2 separate regions of the Homo sapiens genome follow, and region 2 is linked to region 1. Evidence: chromatin loops called from intact Hi-C (ENCODE). Cell type or tissue: A673. All regions are shown on one strand. Links, peaks and the distances in the headings refer to the core of each region. The heading gives the core; the rest is flanking DNA.

Region 1 (4,397 bases), core at 282-4,281:
TTTTTTCTGTTGGGCTACTTATAACTTACAACAAATTGGGCAAAGTATACTTACTCTTGCAAGGAAAATTTAAAGCATATCTTTTTCTCTCCATCTGATTTCTCCAGAATAAAATATTTTTGAGTATTTTTTTCAACTTTGACTTTAGATTCAGGGGTTACATGTGCATGTTTCTTACCTGAGCAACCCTGAGGTTTGGGGTACACATGATCCCATCACCCAGGTGTGAATATTCTTAATTTATGGCATTAGAGTTATTTGAATAAGTTCAATAAGTATTTGTTCTCTTTTAAAACAGGACACAATAGAAAACACTGGTTATTTTACCAAGGCTTTGGCTGAAATGTCATATTTTCAGATATGACCAGACTACTTTTAAGAATTAAGGTTGACTTTATAGAGGTGAGAAAAGGATTCTTGAAAAGACTGCTCTGATACTTCCTTTATATAATATAATTTCTTTACAAAATTCCTGTAGTAAGTAAAGAAATGCCACTTTCTGACAGGCCCAGGAACACCAAGTTATTTTAGAACATCAAAAAGAGAGGAATTTACCAATTTCATACAGGTATCTGCAGGCATAGATAAATTTTTGGCTTGGCTCAAGAGGCTTTTAAAAGTCTAACTTAAAATTCTTTATGAAAAAAAGTACAGCAAAGCCAATTTTAAAAGAGCCTGTATAGCCAATAACTATTATTTGTGCACACTACTATAAAAATAATCACACCAAGTATAATAAGACTAAAATAAATTTTTCAAATAAGTTGTTCCTATTGTGACTGGTCTTTGGTAGAAATGGGAAGGAGGAGAGGGAAAATTATGTTTCTAAAGAAAACTGTAGAGGGGTGGGGTTAAGATGGCCAACTAGAAGCAGCAGCAGTTGGAAGCTCCCACCAAGAAGAACAAAAACAGCATGTGAATCCTGCACTGGCAACCAAGGTGATATGGTTTGGCTGTGTCCCCACCCAAATCTCATCTTGCATTGTAACTCCCACAATTCCCATGTGTTGTAGGAGGGACCTGGAGGGAGATAATTGACTCATGGGGATGGGTCTTTCCTGTGCTGTTCTCATGATAGTGAATAAGTCTCACAAGATATGATGGTTTTAACAATGGGATTTTCCCTGCACAAGCTTTCTTCTCCGGTCTGCCACCATGTGAGACGTGCCTTTCACCTTCCACCATGATTGTGAGGCCTCCCCAGCCAGGTGGAACTGTGAGTCCAATAAACCTCTCTGTTTTGTAAATTGCCCAGTCTCAGATATGTCTTTATTAGCAGCATGAAAATGGACTAATACAGTAAATTGGTACCAGTAGAATGGGGCACACCACTGGAAAGATACCCGAAAATGTGGCAGCAACTTTGGAACAGGGTAACAGCCAGGAGTTGGAACAGTTTGGAGAGTTCAGAAGAAGACAGGAAAATGTGGGAAACTGGAAATTCCTACATACTTGTTGAATGGCTTTGCACAAAATGCTGATAGCAATACGGACAATAAAATTCAGTCTGAGGTGGTCTCAGATGGAAAGGAGAAACTTACTGAAACCTGGAACAAAGGTGACTCCTGTTATGTTTTAGCAAAGAGACTCTCAGCATTTTGCCCCTGCCTTAGAGATTTGTGGAACTTTGAACTTGAGAGAGATGATTTAGGGTTATCTGACAGAAGAAATTTCTAAGCAGCAAAGTATTTAAGAAGTGACAGGTGCTGTTAAAGACATTCATTTTTATAAGGGAAGCAGAGCATAAAAATTCAGAACACTTGCAGCATGACAATGCAGTAGAAAAGAAAATCCCATTTTCTGAGAAGAAATCCAAGCTAGCTGCAGAAATTTGCATAAATAATGAGGAGCCAAATACTAATCCCCAAGACAATTGGGAAAATGTCTCCAGGGAATGTCAGAGGCCTTCCTGGCAGCCCCTCCCAGAGGCTAGGAGGAAACAGTGGTTTTATGTGCCAGGCCCAGGGTCCCCATGCTGTGTGCAGCATAGGGACTAGGTGTCCTACATCCCAGTCGCTCCAGCCATGGCTAAAAGGGGCCAAAGGAGAGCTTGGGCCATGGCTTCAAAGGGTGCAAGCCCCAAGCCTTGGCAGTTTCCATGTGGTATTGAGCATGCAAGTACATAGAAGTCAAGAATTGAGGTTTGGGAACCTCCGCCTAGATTTCAGAAGACTTACAGAGACTCCTGGATGCCCAGGCAGAAGTTTGCTGCAGCAGCGGGGCTCTCATGGAGAACCTCTACTAGGGCAGTGTGGAAGGGAAATTTGGGGTTGAAGCTACCACACAGAGTCCCTACTGGGGCACCACCTAGTGGAGGCATGAAAAGAGGGCCACTATCCTCCAGACCCCAGAATGGTAGATTCACCAACAATTTGTACCATGCACCTGGAAAAGCCACAGACACTGACACTCAATGCCAGCCCATGAAAGCAGCCAGGAGGGAAGCTGTACCCTGCAAAGCCAAAGGGTCAGAGCTGCCCAAGACCATGGGAACCCACCTCTTACATCAATGTGACCTAGATGCAAGACATGCAGTCAAAGGAGATCATTTTGGAGCCTTAAGATTTTGCTGCCCTGCTGGATTTCAGATTTGCATGGGACCTGTAGCCTCTTTGTTTTGGCCAATTTCTCCCATTTGGAATGCCTGTATTTACCCAATGCCTGTACCCCCATTGTATCCAGGAAGTAGCTAACTTGCTTTTGATTTTACAGGCTCGTAGATGGAAGTAACGTGCCTTATCTTGGATGAGACTTTGGACTGTGGACTTTTGAGTTAATGCTGAAATGAGTTAAGACTTTGGGAGACTGTTGGGAAGGCATTACTGGTTTTGAAATGTGAGGACATGAGGAGTCAGGGGTGAAATAATACAGTTTGGCTGTGTCACCACCCAAATCTCATTCCCATAATTCCCAAATGTTGTGAAAAAACCTGTTGGGAGGTAAATTGAATCATGGAGGTGGGTCTTTCCCTTGCTGTTCTTGTGATAGTGAATAAGTCTCATATGATCTGATGGTTTTAAAAATGGGAGTTTCCCTGCACAAGCTCTCTTCTCTCATCTGCTTCCATGTGAGATGTACATTTCACCTTCCACCATGATTGTGAGGCCTCCCCAGGCACGTAAAACTGTGAGTCCAATAAACCTCTGTGTGTGTGTGTGTGTGTGTGTGTGTGTGTGTGTATGTGTGTGTAAATTGCCCAGTCTTGGGTATGTCTTCATCAGCAGCATGAAAATGGACTAATACACAAGGTATCCTGGTTCTATCATCAGAACTGACTAGGCAGTTGGCATTACCCTCGGAGAGCAAGGAAAAGCAGGGTGGTGCATTGGCCCACCTGAGAGCCACATGGGGCAGGGGAACCCCCACCCCCAGCCAAGGAAGGGGGTGAATGAGCATGCTACTCAGCCTGGGAAAGGGTGCTTTTTCCATGGAACCATGCAACCTACAGATCAGAAGATCCCACTCGGGAGCCCATACCACCAGGTCCTTGGGCCCCAACCACAGAGCCATGCAGGTTCTCATCAGCCACTTAGCTGGAGTTTGCCTAAGACCATCAAGTTCCTAAAGGGAGGGACAGCTGTCATTACTGCTGCTGCCTGCTGTCTAAGCCATCTGAGCTCCCTAGAGAAAGGGTAGCAGTCATCATCATGGCTGCCTAAGACAACTGAGCTCCCTGAGGGAGGGGCAGCCAGCATCACTGCAGCTGTCGACTGCCTAAGAAAACTGAGTTCCCCAGAAGAGAGATGGCAACCATCATGGCGGCTGCTAACTGCCTAAAACACTGAACTCCCGGGGGGAAGGGCAGCAGCAATCACTATAGCTCCAGGCTGCATTGTTCCCCTGCTGGAACTGGGAAAATTAGATGGCTTGGTCCCAGTAGGTATTCCCCACAGCACAGCACACCAGCTGTAGCAGACCATGGCCAGACTGCCTCTTTAGGCCAGACACTGACCCATCCTTCCTCACTGGGCTGGGCCTCCCTGAAGCAACTCCAGCAACTCCAGCCAGGTGCTTAGGGACAGAACTCTGATGTCCCTGGGTCTGAACCCCTAAGGGGTAGGGTGGTCATAGTCTCCATGGATCAGCAGGCTTAGCCTTTTGCCTTGCTAGCTCTGAGGAATCCAAGCAGGCCAGATGAGTGGCTTTCCCCCCAGCACAACACACCCCCTCCACCAACAGATAGCCAAAGTGCTTTGTTAAATGGGTCTTGATTCCCATGCCCCTCAACTGGGTGAGACCCCCCACAACAGGGGCGACCAGACACCCTATACAGGAGCGTTCCTAGTCAGGTCAGTGCCCCTTGAGGTCAGAGATCACAGAGGAAGGAGCAGGCACCCATCCTTTGCTTTTTTCCAGCCTCCTCGTGTGACATCCCCAGGTGCAGTGGTGCCCCAGAT
Region 2 (4,397 bases), core at 308-4,307, 660 kb before region 1:
TTTCTTATGGCAGCCTTGGAAGACTTATCCAGCCATCCATGGTATGTAGAGCCATCGTAAATCATTGTGCTTCTTTCCTTCTATTTAGAAAACTGACCAATCATATAGTAGAACCTCTAACCTCTCATTGCCTATTTCCTCCCTTTGGTTGCTTTCTTCCTTTCTTCAGTAGCGTTCTGTTGCGATGCTGCTCATATCTGTAAACACTGGATAGTTATAAAACCAGGTTCTAACTAACAGAAGACCTTTTTTACTGTACACTTAAGTGCATTCAGTTTGCTTAATGATAATTCTTTGTTTAACAGCATAAATCAGCAGCCAGTTTCTTCTCTGGTGATTGACATCTTGAAAATTCAGATTTGTAGCTACCATTGTACACAAATTAAACTTGTTTTTGGCAAAATACGACTTCGTATCTTCAGTAACTAGCTACTCATTAAATTAAATGAGATGTAAATTACCTAGCACAATTAACCAGTAAATTGTCCAGTTAACCAGTAAACAGCTCACTTTTCCTTTGATAATAAAAATGTAAATCCTAGTCGGAACAATTGAAAAAAATGAACACAAAGGCCTACAGTCAAATCAATTAACTTTGCAAAAGTGTGCTCCCAATCTTATTACAATCTTTTGCTCTTTGATGTTGTATTCATTCTGAGGCTACACAGTTTAAATCATCCTACAGCTGCTAAACAGGCTTGGCAGTAGTAGAAAGATGGCCTCAAGCTGTTCTTATCCTTGGTGGGTAGAAAGAATTTCTTCTTCTACATTCCTGGGCTTACAGGGGACCAGCTGAAAGCCCTATGGCTGCCCCTTCTGTGACTAATATATTTAATTATTGTGCTCACCCTTAGCTTGGCATGCCTTCTGCGAGCCCCCAGCAAGGCCAGGAAAAACTGTATGGTTTGTATTATGATATTTGCTAGCTAGTACCTATCTCCCCTCTATCTCTCATTTTCTAAGTCAGAGAAGAATATATGGAAAAAGCAACTTGATTTTCTTTCTCTATGTCCTTTATGCATAAGCTCAACCTAATCTTAACAGTGTTCTTTCCCATCAGCATCGTTTTACCTCTGGTTACCATAGTGACCAGCTACTGCTATCTTGCTTTTAGTCAAGCCTCTCAAATCCTGTTTATTGTTCAATACAGGAATTTTGTATTATACCCAGTAACCTAAAAGCTGCTATTTTTGGAATAATGATAGTCCGATTTTCCTCTTTAAGGGGTTTCTCACTTGGCCATCTTTTTCTAGGTCCTGTTTGTTTCCAAGCTGTAAAGAGTCTTCAAGAACTTTCTCCTGCCTATCTACTTTTTTCTGTCTCCAGGGTCCACTTAAGTTTTTTTTCTACTCCGTCTGCCAAGATTCAAATGTGTAATTCCTGATAGTTTATTAAATAAAGCAGTTTAGCTCTTTCTGTGTCTTATCTCTCTCACATAAACTCTCCCTGGGAGGCCTTGCCTTTACAAGGAACAGAACCCCAACTATGTTGATTTTGAATAAAAATAGTCTTTCTTTTTCTCTCTCTCAAAGGGGTATTATTCAGTCTCCCTAAGCAACGGGCTCATACAGCAGCCTACTGATAAAGTAACACTTTGTGTGATAAGAAAAACACACAAAGGCAATTTTTCTAAAAGTAGGATTTTTATTTTAAAGAGTTTCAAGTTTCAATTTTATAAGATACTTAATGAATTGATAATAGAAAAACAAGGAAAGGAGTAAAAAGATGAAGAAAAATATTTAAAAAATAGATTTGTATCATTTTCAAAGGTCCCGTGAAATACTTAGTTGTAGATCAGTACTAGCTCTGGCGCAGGTAAACAGGATGATAAGAAGGCAAGACCATGGCTTATGGGATGACAGGGTCAGGGTGCAAATCCCAGCTCTGCCAATTACCAGCTCTATCATTCTAGTTACCTTCCCAATAAAAGAGAAACGTTCCCTCTAAACAAAGCTGAGTGAAGTAATCAATGCAATATTACTTATTAGAACTCGGTACATGGCCATTTTTGGTGGTCTCAGTGAGACATAGATGGTCCTCCTTAAGAAATTCAGCCTTCATTTGACACTAAAACCGATCTCAGTAAGCCCAGACAAGATGTGTCATCCTCTGGAATAAGATTAAGCCGTTTCTGCCAAATAGTCAGATTTCCTATTTGACAAGTGCAATAGAGTCCACAATCAAATTCCCTAGGATGAGGCTGTGAAATAAATGTAGACCAAAGCCCATCCTTCCCTTTGCCTCCTGTCTTACAAAGCAAAAGAGTAAAGTCCAGCCCTAATATTTATTAAAAGACTCTCAGCTTCTTAGTCTTTGATCCAAAACTCTGGTATGAGACTGTGGTGAGTTCAAGGATTTTGGAGCCAATCAAGGAAAAGACACAACCACAAGATGGCAGTATTGCACAACAGTCTTTATTAGGCAGCACTTGGACAGGTTTGCAAGAGTTCTGGGAAGTGTCTAACACTGGAAGACCTTCCAGATACAATAGCATGGGACCACTACATAGAAGTAAACTAGGGCAAGGAAATTCTGGGAAAGCAGGGAATTGGACAGGGGGTTTATATGTCTACCTGATGTCACTCTGCAGCCATGTGGGGGAGTCTCTGGGTCAAAGCTACAAAGGGTAGCATCAAATAGTTACAGGGTGTATTAGTCCATTTTTTTCATATTGCTATGAAGAAATACCTGAGACTGGGTAATTTATAAAGAAAAAGAGATTTAATGGACTCGCACATCTACATGGCTAGGAGGCCTCACAATCATGGTGGAAGGCAAGGGATCATTAGAGCAAAGGCATGTCTTCCATGGTGGCAGGCAAGAAAGCCTGTGCAGGGGAACTGCCCTTAAAAAGACCATCAGATCTCGTGAGACTTACTATCACGAGAACAGCATGGGAAAAACCCATTGGCATGATTCAATTACCTCCCACCAGGTTCCTCTCACAACACGTGCGGTTTATGGGAGCTACAATTCAAGATGAGATTTGGGTGGGGACACAGCTGAATCATATCACAGAGTTTGTCTAATCTCTGGCTAGTGGATGTTAAGTGAAGTTTTGTAAAGAATGCAAAGCAGGCAGACTCTTAAGTAGCTTACAGTATAATAATTTGGGCTATATGTAAACCAATCGGAGGTGTAAGAATTTGAGTTTGGCACTGGCAGGCTTGGAACTAGCTATGAAGAAGTAAACAGTATAAAGACCAATACAAAAAGGTCACCTTTAACTCCTTTCTATAAAAAAGACTCATCCTTTCAGAACCTTGGTTTACAACTTATTGTCTCACATTAATCCAAAGGCTAATAATATCAAAGGCAGTGTAAAGATAATGATGGTGATGATAATAATTACAATGGCTACATTAAATAGGCAAGGGCCTACTGTGAGCCTCAACACGGAGAAAGAAGAGAAAGAACCCGCAGCCTGGTCCCCTTTCCTCAGATAAGGCAGCAAAGTCCCAAAGCCCTGACTAAGTGAATTCATATTCAAATAGGTGATGGCTTTACTATAAAAACTGTATTTATTCACCACACACACACATTTATATTAAAATTAACCCAAATTTTCTGTAACTTTCCCAGTAAAAATTTTTATCTCTCAGAAGATGTTTTGTTCCTTGGAAAGACAGTCATTACCTAACTTATTCCCAAACACTGATAAATTATTTTTGAAAACCTGCTTTTGATGATAAAAATGTCTCTTTGTCATTCAAATACCACTGGATTCTGTTAAAGTCTGAAGAAAATATTAAATAATTTTATTTGTGTAAAAAGCTAAAAATAGAAAAGCAGTAATTATAAATAATATTCCTTGTTTTCTAAGAGATGAAGTACAGCCAAATGACTTAGCAAATGTTAAAATTTTAAACCTACTTAGTTTACTGAATAAATCAATAATTTTCTATTCTTAGTGAATTGGTCAGAAAAAGTAGTCAAATCTTATGAGAATTCAAAAAGTACATTACAGAATACTTTTTCTGTAGTGTTTAATCTCCTAAATTTCAAATGTTATTTTTGGAAAGGGAAATTGTGAAGTAATTGATTTCAACATGTTATCATTAGACTTGTAGGAAAGCATCAAAATTATTATTAAAAAATGGAACAATGCTAATGTTACTAAATGTATCCATTTTTCTCAGCACCACAATTTTGAGCATTTTAACCAGCCAAAGTGAGCTAGACTTACAATTAAATTTCTATTGTTTTATTGAATTTAAAAAATCATTTAATCAAAAATAAATTCATGACCCAATAGTGATAATGTGTGGGGTGGTAGGGGGAGAGAGGCAGAGAGAGGTAGAGAGAGAGATTGAAAAGGAAGTTTTGCAAGGAAGGGAGTGAAACAGATAGGGAGGGGAAGGGAGTGGGAGAGAGAAAGAGAAAGGGGCGAGGAATAA

Evidence for each region. Hi-C counts contacts between places; a loop is a spot of excess contacts. Peaks named below come from ENCODE experiments on the same cell type or tissue, not always from the same donor. Only the 100,000 strongest peaks of a DNase experiment are listed, where the experiment ranks them.
Region 2: a loop joins it to region 1, with 3 times the contacts of the local background. A loop is called at or near these places in 2 of 110 quality-filtered maps.

The regions. Positions count from the first base shown.
Region 1 is chr1:69,071,269-69,075,665 of GRCh38, reverse strand. The region is part of intron 1 of LINC01707 (long intergenic non-protein coding RNA 1707); the gene reads right to left. Among named protein-coding and RNA genes, the nearest start is that of LINC01707, 18 kb to the right of the region's middle. In A673, for the core only: a CTCF peak has its summit at 2,318 (motif pointing left); no DNase peak of the experiment used is centred there.
Region 2 is chr1:69,735,772-69,740,168 of GRCh38, reverse strand. The region is part of intron 2 of LRRC7 (leucine rich repeat containing 7); the gene reads right to left. Among named protein-coding and RNA genes, the nearest start is that of LRRC7, 170 kb to the right of the region's middle. In A673, for the core only: a CTCF peak has its summit at 2,389 (motif pointing right); a DNase peak (open chromatin) is centred at 2,398.